Linked DNA regions of Mus musculus: regions 1 and 2 are each linked to region 3. The links are chromatin contacts, found by Hi-C or POLR2A ChIA-PET in ENCODE. All regions are on one chromosome and are shown on one strand. The core of a region is the stretch at or near the end of the contact, and the rest is flanking DNA. Distances in the headings are between cores, read along the strand shown. Region 1 holds the start of Trim16 (tripartite motif-containing 16). Region 2 holds the start of Zfp287 (zinc finger protein 287). Region 3 holds the start of 2410006H16Rik (RIKEN cDNA 2410006H16 gene).

Region 1 (3,823 bases), core at 813-3,312, 220 kb after region 3:
CTGCATCTGGGATGAGTTTGCAGCCTTTTGTATACTATGATTCTGAGAAGCCTGTGGATTTCTTGGATTTTTGACAAGTTCTGCCAAGAAATATCCCCGGGTCTGTCTAGTTTACCCCAAGGAAACAGAGATGCATGGTGGTGCCATATTAGACTAATCTCAGTCCTAAAGTCCAGAGGTACGCCACGTCTGGAAGAGCTCTTTCCCCCCAGGAACCACTTGCTTCTCATCCCATCCTCTAGCCATGAGCTTCATCCCCCTCCTCACCCTCCAAATTCACACACTGAGGTCATAACCCCCCATTACCTCAGAGCATGACTGCTTTTGGAGGTAGGTCTTTGAACAGGTCATTAAGAAAAAAAATGAGGTAGGATGGTCCCCTAGTTCAGCCTCACTGATGTCTAAAGGAAGCAATCAGGACACAGACAAGCACAGGGAAGACGGCATGAAGGACGGGAGGGCAAGCCAAGGAGTGCGGTCTCAGAAGAAGGCCACGGCATCTCCACGCGTGGGAGCTCACCCTTGCAGAGGTGTCGGGAAATTAACTCCTGTCATCAAAGTCAGTCAGTCTGTGGCACTTTGTAAGGACAGCCTGAGAAAATGAGGGCACCTCATTTAGGAACAGTTTTATTAGCTGGATGTGGGGCTAGTTTAGCAACTGTCTCTTCGTGGAGATCACAGAGTAAGATACGGGGCCTAGAAAGGCTGGAGAGAGCTGTATGTGGAAGGGGACAGTGCCTTCCCTCTTCTACCCGATGGCCCCTTCCTGTGCCCATTCTCAGCCAGCTCCTGGAATGCCCTAGAAGCGGACACTGGAGGGTCAGGGTTATAAACATCCATCAATTTCTGTGGTTTCAGAACCAGGATGCTTGCACAGGGTGGCAAACACAGAGACCATGCGTTTCGCAAAAGAGAAAAATCATATTTGAAGGCAGCTGAGCTGAGCATGGAAGGGGAGAAGCACAGTTAGATCCACTTCCTGGAGGGTGGGGTCTGGTGAGGATTTATGAGATAGGGAAGGGTGGCTGAGAGGACCATAATCGGTCCTCATGGCTCTTCGTGGGATGCATGTTCAGGACAGGTCAGTGTTAGAATGTTCTGAGGGCAGAAGTTTTGGTCTTCTGATGCCAAAAGGTCACCCACTAGTTACCTGCTCAGGTCCAGATGAGTCAATTTCAACAAAAGGCCATCAAGTTTCGGAGAAGCAAGCCAGACAACTGTTATCATCAAAGCCCACATGTTAGAGGTTTATGGCAGAGAGTGGAAGGCCAGGGCCCTGTCCACTGGGTGGCTTCTCACATGAGTGAGTTTTAAAAGTCAACCAGAAGTGGAGCTAGGAGGACGGTTCAGTGGGTAAAGTGCTTGCTAGGTGTGCATGGCCACCTGCAGCCATGCAATGGTGCTTATCTGTAACCCCAGCACTGGGGCAAGAGTCTAGAATATCCCTCTGACTTGCTGGCCTGCTGCGCTAGGTGACCTAGCGTGTTCCAGGTTCACTGTGAGGTCCTCTCTCATGAAATGAGGTGGAGAGCAATTAAGAAAGACACTAGATGTCAAACTCTGTCACACACACACACACACACACACACACACACACACGACTAAAATAAAACAAAAGTCTGATAAAAGCAAGTTATTAAAAGCAGATAAAGCTAGATTGACTATGTCTGTCTGTCTGTCTGTATGTCAGGTTTTGTGGTGGTGGTGGTAGGACCAAGCTGGTGGCTCATTTAGGATTAGCAGCTGCCCTATTATCAAAGTCCTTACATTTTGGACCCCTTTAAAAATATATGGAGTAGAGAGAAGGGGAGGGGGAGGGGAGAGAGAGGGAGGGATGGAGGAAGGAGAGAGAGAGAGAGAGAGAGATCCACCGCAAAATATGGCTTGTGGGACCGCTCAAAGCCGCAGAGGCTTACAATAGAGCTCAGGAATCTTGCCCTTTTTTCCAGTCCCACAGGCACACGTGGTCTCCGGAAGAGCCTATGGGGTGTGCGTGAATGAGTCCCGTAAGAATAGAAGTTTCAGGGCTGGGCTAGGAATGAGAATGAGAAGCCTGAGCCAAGGAACAGACACAGGAGCCAAGTGGCAAGGCAGTTCTGAGCCTTGTCACTGTGGCTGGCTACTAGCCAATCTGGAGGAGCCTCGTCCTGTCTGAGTAACTGAGCTTCCTCGGGAGGGAGGAAACAGTTAATGTCTCAGGGCAGCTGCAATCTGCTAGGCGTGGCTCTCTGGTTTGACTTGGGCTACTCAGATCCTGAGCCAAGGGACCGCGAGGAAGGACGCCTTAGTCCTTAGTCCGCAGAGCCTCCACCAGATGGCTGAATTGGATCTGATTGCCCCGGGGCCTCTGACCGGGGTCACTGCTCACCCTTTGGCCCCTCTCGGCCCAGACCCTGTGTCAGCTATCCCAGCAGAAAAAGAAGATGCGGACCCTCTCAGCAAGTCAGGTGAGGAAACCCAGGAGCAGGGTCATGACCCCGCAGAGGTCGGGGCTCCTGGTGAAGAGGATCAGATCTTGTGTGACTTCTGTCTTGGGGCCAGCAGAGTAAGGGCAGTGAAATCCTGTCTGACCTGCATGGTGAACTACTGTGAGGAGCACCTGCGGCCACACCAGGAGAACAGCAAACTGCACAGCCACCAGCTAACCGAACCCGCAAAGGACCAGGATCTACGCACCTGCCCTGCCCACCACAGCCCTTTGGTTTCCTTCTGCCACACGCACCAGCAGTGTATCTGCCAGGAATGCGGGGAGGGTGAACACAGAGGCGACAGTACTGTCTCCCTGGATGCAGCCCGCAGGAACAAAGAGGTGAGTAGTGGGGTCTGTCGCCTGGGAGGGACCAGTGGGAGGAGGTGTCCCCAGGGAGAGGTCACACATGCTGCATTTGTGGCTCTGTTGATGCCAGTTTGTTCCGAGTCAACAGAGGAGAACTTTAGCGGTAGTGCCTGGGTGTTGGTTCGCTGTAAGTATCTATAGCCGCTGGCTTTGGAAACAAAAGTGGGTCACTGTCCCCATCTCAGTGTCCCTGTTGCTGTGCGGTCTCTATTGTCTCTGCCAGGCATAGGAATTTCCTGCTGTTTCTAGTTAGAGTTTAGTAATGTGCATTTGGGTGTGTGCTGTAGAAGGTTAGCCTCAGGAGTGTGGTATTTCCCTCTGGCAGGATCTGTGAGGCATATATCAACCCATGAAAACCTTGGCAGAAGTCCAAGGGAAAAGAAGAAACCTCAGACTTCATTTCTCCTTTTCTTCCTTCCTCTCTTTCTTAACTTCTTTCTTTCTTTCTTTCTTTCTTTCTTTCTTTCTTTCTTTCTTTCTTTCTTTCTTTCTTTCTTTCTTCCTTCCTTCCTTCCTTCCTTCCTTCCTTCCTTCCTTCCTTTCTTTTTTTTTGAATCGCAAAACCACAAAAGAAGCTAACACAAAATGCTGCATTCAAGTAAAACAAAACAAAACAAAACAAAAACTGCCAAGATAACAGAATTTGAAACGCACACGGAAGTTAATGCCAAGGGCGACTTAACTTACTGGAGAATAAAGGTTCCTTACGGGATAGGCTGGCAGGAGCACCTGAGAAACACTGTGCTCGAAGTCTGAAATTTTACTTTTATCAGATAAAAAAGTCATTTCTGAAGCACTGCTTGCCTTTATCTGGAAGCCAAGATCCTGGATGAGACATTGGGGGTGGACCCCCGCAGCTTTCCCACTTTGAGTTTCTCCCACTTTGAGTTTCCCCAGTAGGAAGTAAGGTTGACTCCGCCCACACACAGGTCCTGGTTCACGCTCAAGGCAGTTCCCTCTTTGCACTGTTGGTTGGCACACCCAGAG
Region 2 (4,447 bases), core at 1,083-3,582, 130 kb after region 3:
ACCAGGAAATAGTCATAATCAAATCAAATCAAATCAAAGCCGAACTCTAACTGTGTAAATAACTCAACGTCCAATGTCCAATGGAATCCATTCACAATCTTCTGGGCTCCTCCAGAAGGCCTGGGTCACTTCTCTGGCTCCAATCTCTGCAGAACACACAGCTTGTCCTTTAGGCTCCAGCTGGATTCATACCACTGCTGCTGATGTCCTTAGTGATCACTCCACGGTACTGGATTTCCAAAATGCTGGGGTCTCTTGATGAAACTGGACTGTATTTTCACCAATACCTTCTGTGCTGGCTAGTCTTATATTAACTTGACACACAAACTAGATTTATCTCAAAGGAGGGAACCTCTATTGAGAAAATGCCTTTATAAGATCGTATAGGGCAATTTCTTAATTGGTGATTGATGGTGGAGGGCCCAGTTCATTGTAAGTGATCCATCCCTGGGCTGGTCATCTTGGGTTCTAGAGAAAAAAAGTAGGCTGAAAAAGCCATGAGAAGCAAGCCAGTAAGCAGCACCTCTCAAGGCCTCTGCATCAGCTCCTGACTCCGGGTTGCTGCTCTGTTTGAATTCATGTCCTGACTTCCTTTTATCATGAACAGCAACATGGAAGTGTGTAAGCCAAATAAACTCTTTCCTCCACAACTACTTTTTGGTTGTGGTGTTTCATCTCAGCAATAGAAATCTTAGTAAGACAACCTCTTCTGGGACTTCTTCAGGGATCCCAGCCCTGCCACACAGTGCTAAGCCTCAGATGCTCGCTGTGACTCTTTTATGCCATCAAAACCAGTACCATCTGAGTGACTCTTACTCACTAAGCTTGGCAGCCAGAATGAGGTATAATCTTGTCTCCCTCTGAAATATAGCTTCTTGGGCAATTTCTTATTCACCTCAGTGACACTGGTTTCTTTTTAGTCACAGCTGACTATTCAGTTCCAGATGACCAGACACCAAAGATTCTTCACACAAAAGGCCAAGTTTGCGTTTCTCTCCTGCTCTTAACATCCTTCTCTTCCTAGCTCCTACAGAATAGCTCACTGAGCTTCCAACACTCAACGACTTTTCTAGCCTAAAGTTCTAATGTCCTTCTACGATCTTCCCATAACAACATGGCCAGGACTGTGACAGCAATACCCTACTTCTGGTTCCAATTTTTGTCCCAGTTAGGGTTACTACTGCTGTGATGAAACACCTTGACTAAAAATCAATCTGGGGAGGAAAGGGTTTATTTAGCTCGTGCTTCCACATCACTGTTCATCATCAAAGGAAGTCAGGGCAGGAACTCAAACAGGGCAGGAACCTGGAGGCAGGAAGTAGCTCTCAGTCTTATAGAGGCATTTCCTCTATAAGATGACCATAGCTGTGTCAAGGTGACATAAAACTATCCAGCACAAGAATGGCCCATCAGCTCAAGCATTTTTGGTGTTCTCTGCTACCCCTCATACACACAGAAGCAGACTCCTCAGAGTGCAGGATAAACACACAGAATTTACCCTGGTCTTCTTTTCCTCTATCCTTGAATTTAGAATACATTCATCCTAGACACACACACACACGATGTGTGTTTATTGATGGTGGTGTTAGAAGCAATAATTTAAGGAACCATGAGCAGAATGGTTAATTTCTAACTTGTTGAAAACTTATCACCTTGCAGAAAGAAATGTTTCAATATCCAAGTCACTAATATTCCGGATGTTCTCAGCAACAGAGCAAATTTGTGATTACTGGGACAAACTGGAGGTTTCCAAACAATCTCATAGGGGCGGGGCCAAGGCGATCTATTTATCTGCCTTGCATAGTTTGCTCTATTCCCGGAGCAGAGAAGACAAGCCTGTTAGGCTGTGATTGGAGGCCGTCTCAGGAGCTTCCTCAAGTGTAAACCGAAAGCACTATCCACCTCTCTCAAAGCCAACCTCACAAGTATCCTGACACGGAGAAGAACCCACACGTACTTGTTTGGGGCTCCAACTCCCAGCCTAGCTCATCCATAGTCATGCATGCCCTGAGGAGATGCGCCCGCCTTGCCTCCAGCCGCCTCCCCTTCCCAGCCTGCCCCGGGCCGGCCTCCCCGTGGACATTCGCGCTCGGACATCAGTACCTGTCACTCGGGCCCCGTCGGCGCAGCCCGGGCAACAATGGCGGCGGCGTGGCGGGAGCCTCCGTGGCAGGCTCGACTCAGAGCTGCATCAGGGGCTCAGCTTCACCGCTTCTCTCCCTGGGAGGAGCCGGGAGCCGTCAGTACACGCTCATTCCAGCCGGGTCCCCAGAGGCCCCGGCCGGAACCCCTAGCTCCCGGGCTTCGCAGCGACCTCGCCTCGGCGCCACTGCGCATGTGCTAGTGGAGAACGCTGCTCGTCCGTAGAGCCAATGGGAAGCCGAACCCGAGCCTTCCCATCCCGAGCCCCAGGCCCTGGACCTGTCTCTATGGCAACCTCCTCCACCCATCACCGTGACTTGCCTGTTAGCTACAAGGTTTCGACCGGAACTTTAAAGTTTACCTGGGCAGAGACAGGCCTGGCAGATGACTTGGATGTCAGGGCTGCAATAGCAGTACCTGGGAAACCATTTGGAGAGTAAAGCCGGATTCTTACAACGCAGAAATAGACAGGCATCAAGTATGTGGCTTGTAGGGAGGAAACCCCACAGTGCTCTTTCTAGATGGACTGTAGTGCATAATTCCTAATGGCTCTGATTGTCACCTCTAGAATCCGACACTGAGACCTCCAGATTCAACTAACAGACAAATTCTCTGTCTTCAGCATTTCTCTTAGCTCCTTCTGTTCTGTGGATTCTTTGGTTTGTTTTTTGATGGCATCCTGAACTTCTTGGACATCATAATACTCATTTTAAAAAGTCCTTCTTGAATTTAGGTACAGTAGTCAACCTCGTCTCCCATCCTTGATAGTCTTTCTTCTGCCTGGCTGAGTCCATTGGTGATGTTTCTATTGTTTTTCTGTTCCACTCACTGAGTTTTTTAATTTTTTTAGCATTTCTGTGTGGGCTCCCTCCCTCCTCAAAATACTGATTTCTTTCCCTGCTTATGTTCACAAAACAAACAAACAAACAAAAAAACAAAACAAAAAAACCAGGTTAGATTCACTGGGCCACCAAAACCAAACACAAAAGTAGGAGAGAGGTGGATCTCTGTGAAGTTTGAGGCCAGCCTAGTCTACACAACCATTCAAGGCTAGCATGGGCTACATAATGAGAGGAGGAAAAGGATGAAGAAATGGATTAGTGGTTATGAGTGCTTATGATTCATACAAAGACTCTGGTTTCAGTTCCCAGCACCCACGTGATGACTCAAAGTCTGTAACTCCAGTTCCAGCGGCTCTGATGCCACTTTTGACTTCCACAGTCTCCTGTGATACGCATACACAACACACACACACACACAATTAAGTAAATTCTAAGAAAAATAAATAACATTATTATGTACAGCTTTGAAAATAAGTGTGAAATACCAACCAGTCAGTAGTAGGAGAAAAGAAGTCAAGATCAGGGCAGTAATTAATGTTGATGGACATTAAGCTGACTCATGTTCCTTGTGCTTGTGAAAGGAGTAACAACAAACACAGATGTACAAGCACATGCACAGTAAAGTGCAGATGCCTTTAGGTGTGTGCCTAGGAGTGGTATAGTCAGGTCATATGGAAGATTTATTTTTTTATTTTTGAGACAGGGTTTCTCTGTGTAGCCCTGGCTGTCTTGGAACTCACTCTGTAAACCAGGCTGGCCTCGAACTCAGTAATCCACCTGCCTTATTTTTTATTTTTATTTTTATTTGATAAGCCTCTGCATTGATTTCCATAGTGCCTGAAGCACATTACATGCTCACCAACCATGGATAAGGTAGCCTCTTTCTCTGCAACCTTAAAAGCATTTGTTGACGTTTGTTTTCTTCCAATAGCTATTCTGACTGGAGTGAGATAGAATCTCAAAGTAGTGTTTTTCTGATGGCTAAGGAAGTCAAACACATTAAAAAGTGTTATTGGTCATTTTTATGTCTTCTATTGAGAATCGAGTTCATTGGCCCATTTACTGCCTGGTGTTTAATTTCTGCACAGTTCTGTATATAGTCCAGACTAGTGGTTCTCAACCTGAGTTGTGACCCTTTGGAGGTTGAATGACCCTTTCACAAAAGGTTGCCTAAGACCATTGGAAAACACAGATATTTACATTATGATTCATAACAGCAGCAAAATTACAGTTATGAAGTAGCAATGAAAATAATGTTATGGTTGGGGGTGGGGTCACCACAACATGAGTAACTATAATAAAGTTTCACAACATTAGGAAGGTTGAGGATCAGTTTGTCAATTTCTGAGTCTAGTTTCTGTGCCATTCAGAAATTTCTTGCATAAACCTGTATCCCAAAGTTTTTCTTCTATATTCCTTTAGCGGTTTCAACAGTTGTGATTTTAAGCTAGGGCCTTTGATGC
Region 3 (4,134 bases), core at 1,083-3,582:
TGTCTCTAAGAGCCAACCTGGGTCAGGGGCTAGTCTGCTCAGAAACCCTCACCAGCCACACCTCATTCTACTCCTGTCCTCTTCCACAAGACAAATGAAGCCACTGTCCCACCTCTAGGATCACGGTCTCCTTCTGGAAGCTCTGGATCGTTGCTCTCACTCACCTGGGCTTCAGCTTCCCACTTCTCTTTACCACTCTTTGCAGGAAAGCCAGAGGACCTTCTTGACATAAGACAAGCAAGCCCACCTCTGAACTCTTTGGGTCTGAGAGCAGTATCCTCGGCCTTGTGCTCTTTTTTTGTTTTTTTGCCCATGAGTTCCAGACCCACCCAACCCTGTACTCCTTTTGTTTTCAGGGGAGTTTGATGAAAAGTCCTTAGTACTTTTTCTTAATTATTCACAAAGCCTGAAGGGCTTCATATTTGGCTCTTTGACTTGGCGTTTGCTAGATGTTTCTGCAACTTGAAACTCCCAGAAGGGGGAGGGCAAGGGAGAGCTGCACCTCTGTTAAAGATTCAAGGCCAAATGACTCAAGATTGAAATTAGTGTTCAAACCAGAGCTAAATTATTTTGGACTATTTTTGGTCCCTTTGAAGCCATCCATATCCCTTGCCCCCGAGTTAACATCCTTGTGACTATGAAAACCTTATATTACTATTCTTGACAGGCCACTAATTTCCACACATTCAAAAGCTAAAAACATCATTGGGCAGCACCTGAAACCTACAACAGAGTCCTCATCTTTACTGTAACTTGCCAATTGAGGTCCCCACCAAATGACTTTCCTTGTTCTGTAACAAGTTAGGCAATGGTGGTGGCACATGCCTGTAATCCCAGCACTCGAGAGGCAGAGGCAGGCAGATCTCCAGGTTCAAGATCAGCCTAGTCTACAGAGCAAGTTCCAGGACCGCCAGTGCTACACAGAAAACAGCACCTGTCTCGAAAACGGCACCAAACCAAAACCAACCAACCAACCAAGCAAACAAAAACCCAAGACACTTCCAATATAGAACATGGTATTTGGGGACCCATGAATCTTGTGTTCCTGGCCATGGTCAAGCATATTTGGCTCCAAGGGAAATTATCTTATTCCCTTTAAGAATGTTTTGGCCTGGACTTCCCTCCCTCCATCAAAATTCTGTTTATTCCTCAGACCACCAAGATTGCAGTCTCATGACCACCTGTCTAGTTCTGTCAAAATGAGTTGCCTCCTCAGCCTATTTGCATAAGAAGTGCATGCAAGCACTTATGTGTGTGTTGCTGGGTAGAACCCAGCATATCATATATACTAGCTCAACAGATTTTGCACTGAGGTGTTTTGAGACAGGATTTCATTCCGTAGGCCAGGCTGGTCTTGAACTCACAAGAACCCTACTCTAGTCTTCAGGTTCACATATCCCAGGCTGACCTCATAGCTGAAGATGACCTTGAACTTCTGATTCTGCTGCCTCCACATACCCAGAGCTTGGGAGTTTGTCACAATGTCCAGTTTATGAGGTGCTGGGGATGGAGCTCAGAACTTCATGTTTGCTAGGGAAACACTGCATCCCCAACCCTTGAGAAAATCAAACATACTCATATACTGAAGGCATAGCATTAGCAGTTTTCTATTACCTATGCCCGATGCAAGTCTCTCCAGTCAGAAGTGGAAAGAGCAGGGGGCAATGGAAATGGATCAAGAGCTCTTCTTGATTCTACAGTTCTCTAAGGAATGTGATGAGGGCCGTCTGCATAGGGCCTTGAGAGACTCCGTGGATATGTTGTAAAAATAATGGGGTGCAGAACGGCCCCAATCATTACACTTTTGTAACAGCGTTTGTCTTTGAACGCGGTTTCGTGTGTGTTAGCGTAGATGAGCCAGGCTCTCCACCACCCAGTTAGATTATATAGGCCCGCTTTTTTTTTTTTTTTTTTAAATTTAAAATAGAGACAGGGGCTCATTAAATTGCCCAGGCTGGACTCGAATTCTTGCGTCGGGTTCCTAATCGATTACGATTACAGGCCTGCACTGTCAGGTCTGACTACACATTTCACACACTACACACGTTCACAAAGGACTAATAAGTCAGGGAAGACAACGAGGACGGAAAACCGCGGAAAGGATGTCGAGTCCGCGCTTAACCCAACACGCAGGCGCGCTGGAGCTCGCGCGCTCTTCGCTACCCAGAATCCCCCGGGGCGGGGGAGACCACTCGCTCAACAGAACGGGGGAGGCCTGGGTCGCGAGGCGGGCCGCTGGAAGTTCCCGTGAGCCTTTGCCGCCCTCACCTCCCTGGGGTGAGGAGTGGTCTATTCCTAGCCCTTAAGAGGAGGGCGCTCACGCGCCGTCTTTCTCTGCGGCCATCATGGGATCGTGCTCTTCTCGCTCGTTGAGCTGGTCCCTTCGCCGTGGCCTGCTGGTGACGGTCTGGAGCGATGCTGAGCCCGGGCCCAGCCTCTCAGCTCCGCCTTGTGCGCTGCACAGATCTAGGGGAGCCTGGTAAGTCGAGGTCTGCATCGCGGGGCGCCGCGCGTGGGCGGGGTGTCGGCTGCAATGATGATGAAACTAGAAAAAAAAGGAAGTGCCGTCCGATGCGACAACTGACGACATCCCTAGTTAGCTGACTGCAGTCGTTTAAGCCTCGGCGACCCAGTGCTGAACACAAGTGTTCTAATTGCCCCTCATGACTCTTACTCTTCTAACCTTTCAGACGGGACGTTGACAACGTGGAATAGGAGCAGTATCATCCCACCATGAGGTAAGGGTTTCTGGAGTATCAGGTGGGGTTCATAGACAAGAGGCTGTGTAGCTTTCGCTCCAGGGACTCCCAACATACCCTGGCCCATGTGGGCACATACATAAATTTAAGACGTGTCTCCATTTAGTGGCTGGAACTACTAGTTGGAGGACAGCAGAAAGCTTGACTGCTGTGATGAGATGACTAAGTAGGAAGTGCCGTCAGAGTCGATAACTGACGATAACTGCTCCTGGCTGACTGCAGTCAAGCCCACACCGGTGGCTGGGGTTTAGGTTTAACTTGGGCTGGACTTTTAACAACTGCTGTACTTCTAGGTTGGGGATTTAAGAGTGGAAGATTGCCAACAGCTGTGGCCTCCCATGAGGTAAGCTTTCAGCTTGGGATTTTAGACCGTTTTGATTTGAGCTAGAGTGTTCATGTATGAGCATCAGTTTTGCCTGTACTCAATACTGGTTGTAGCTGATGGGGGTGGTTAAGTAAGGCAACAGTGCACAGCTCTTACTGTAGAGCCATTTTTTTTTTAAGATTTATCATATCTAAGTACGCTGTAGCTGTTTTCAGATGCACCAGAAGAGGGCATCAGATCTCATTACGGATGGTTGTGAGCCACCATGTGGTTGCTGGGATTTGAACTCCGGACCTTCCGAAGAGCAGTCGGTGCTCTTAACCACAGAGCCATCTCCAGCCCCCTATAGAGCCATTTTTGTGTGTGTTTGCTGTCTTGATGCTAGAAAAAAATGGCACCGGACTTAGGTGGTTGTGAGCCACAATTAGTGCTGGCAGTCAAACCTGGTCTTCTAAGAACTTAGACCTTCTAGTCCATTAACTTGGGTCTTAAAATTTTCAGTTAATGTGGTCTTACAATTGAACCCAGTTGGGCTGGTTTGGCTAGTTGTAAATGTATTTTAGTAATTTGAAAAATACTTCCCTTTTAGGTCTAGGATGTGTTAAGAACTGTAGCTTTCTTGAGAAGAGGCAGGCAGAGTTCAGGCCAGCCTCGTCTACAGTAGTGAGCCAGGGCTACAAAGAAATCCAAAAGAGAAAAGCCAGGGTGGGAGGGCAGCCATTGATTTTGCAAGGCTGTTATATATAATGTCCTGTTTTCTGCAATCCATTTTAGGGTGTCCCCTTTCAAGTTCTCAGAACGGACGCAGGACTGCAGATCTGTGCTGGCAGCAGCAGAGGTGAGTTGGTCTGTACAGTGACTATCTGTTATTACTCTGAGAGATATCAAATGATGATATCACCTAAAATAGCTGGAATTACCGGCAGATTGGTAGTGGTGAGCCTATGGTTTTCTGAAGATATCATTAAATGTTCTAAATGCCATTGATCCAGGCAGGAGTGATTCTGAAATTCAGCTCTTTTGCAGGCTATATTCCCAGAGGAGTCTCCA

Evidence for each region. A loop is a pair of places that touch in the nucleus more often than their neighbours do. ChIA-PET counts read pairs that join two places held with the same protein, here RNA polymerase II (POLR2A).
Region 1: a loop to region 3 is called in a map of heart, with 5 times the contacts of the local background. The contact joins the promoter of Trim16 here to the promoter of 2410006H16Rik in region 3. A Hi-C loop is called at or near these places in 1 of 37 maps with a recorded cell type or tissue (heart). POLR2A ChIA-PET finds 5 or more read pairs at or near these places in 2 of 5 experiments (Patski and embryonic stem cell).
Region 2: POLR2A ChIA-PET joins it to region 3 with 15 read pairs in Patski. The contact joins the promoter of Zfp287 here to the promoter of 2410006H16Rik in region 3. POLR2A ChIA-PET finds 5 or more read pairs at or near these places in 4 of 5 experiments (Patski and embryonic stem cell).

Annotation. Positions count from the first base shown.
Region 1 is chr11:62,818,191-62,822,013 of GRCm38, forward strand. It overlaps Trim16 (tripartite motif-containing 16), which reads left to right and starts at 2,063. Exons shown (of 6, transcript NM_053169.2): 1 at 2,063-2,809. The coding sequence starts at 2,315.
Region 2 is chr11:62,729,564-62,734,010 of GRCm38, forward strand. It overlaps Zfp287 (zinc finger protein 287), which reads right to left and starts at 2,333. Exons shown (of 6, transcript NM_133208.3): 1 at 2,104-2,333.
Region 3 is chr11:62,600,545-62,604,678 of GRCm38, forward strand. 2410006H16Rik (RIKEN cDNA 2410006H16 gene) reads left to right here and starts at 2,333. Exons shown (of 5, transcript NR_030738.1): 1 at 2,333-2,479; 2 at 2,691-2,738; 3 at 3,053-3,102; 4 at 3,859-3,922; 5 at 4,111-4,134. Snord49b (small nucleolar RNA, C/D box 49B) reads left to right here and starts at 2,542; the gene lies at 2,542-2,604. It overlaps Snord49a (small nucleolar RNA, C/D box 49A), which reads left to right and starts at 2,916; the gene lies at 2,916-2,977. It overlaps Snord65 (small nucleolar RNA, C/D box 65), which reads left to right and starts at 3,986; the gene lies at 3,986-4,042.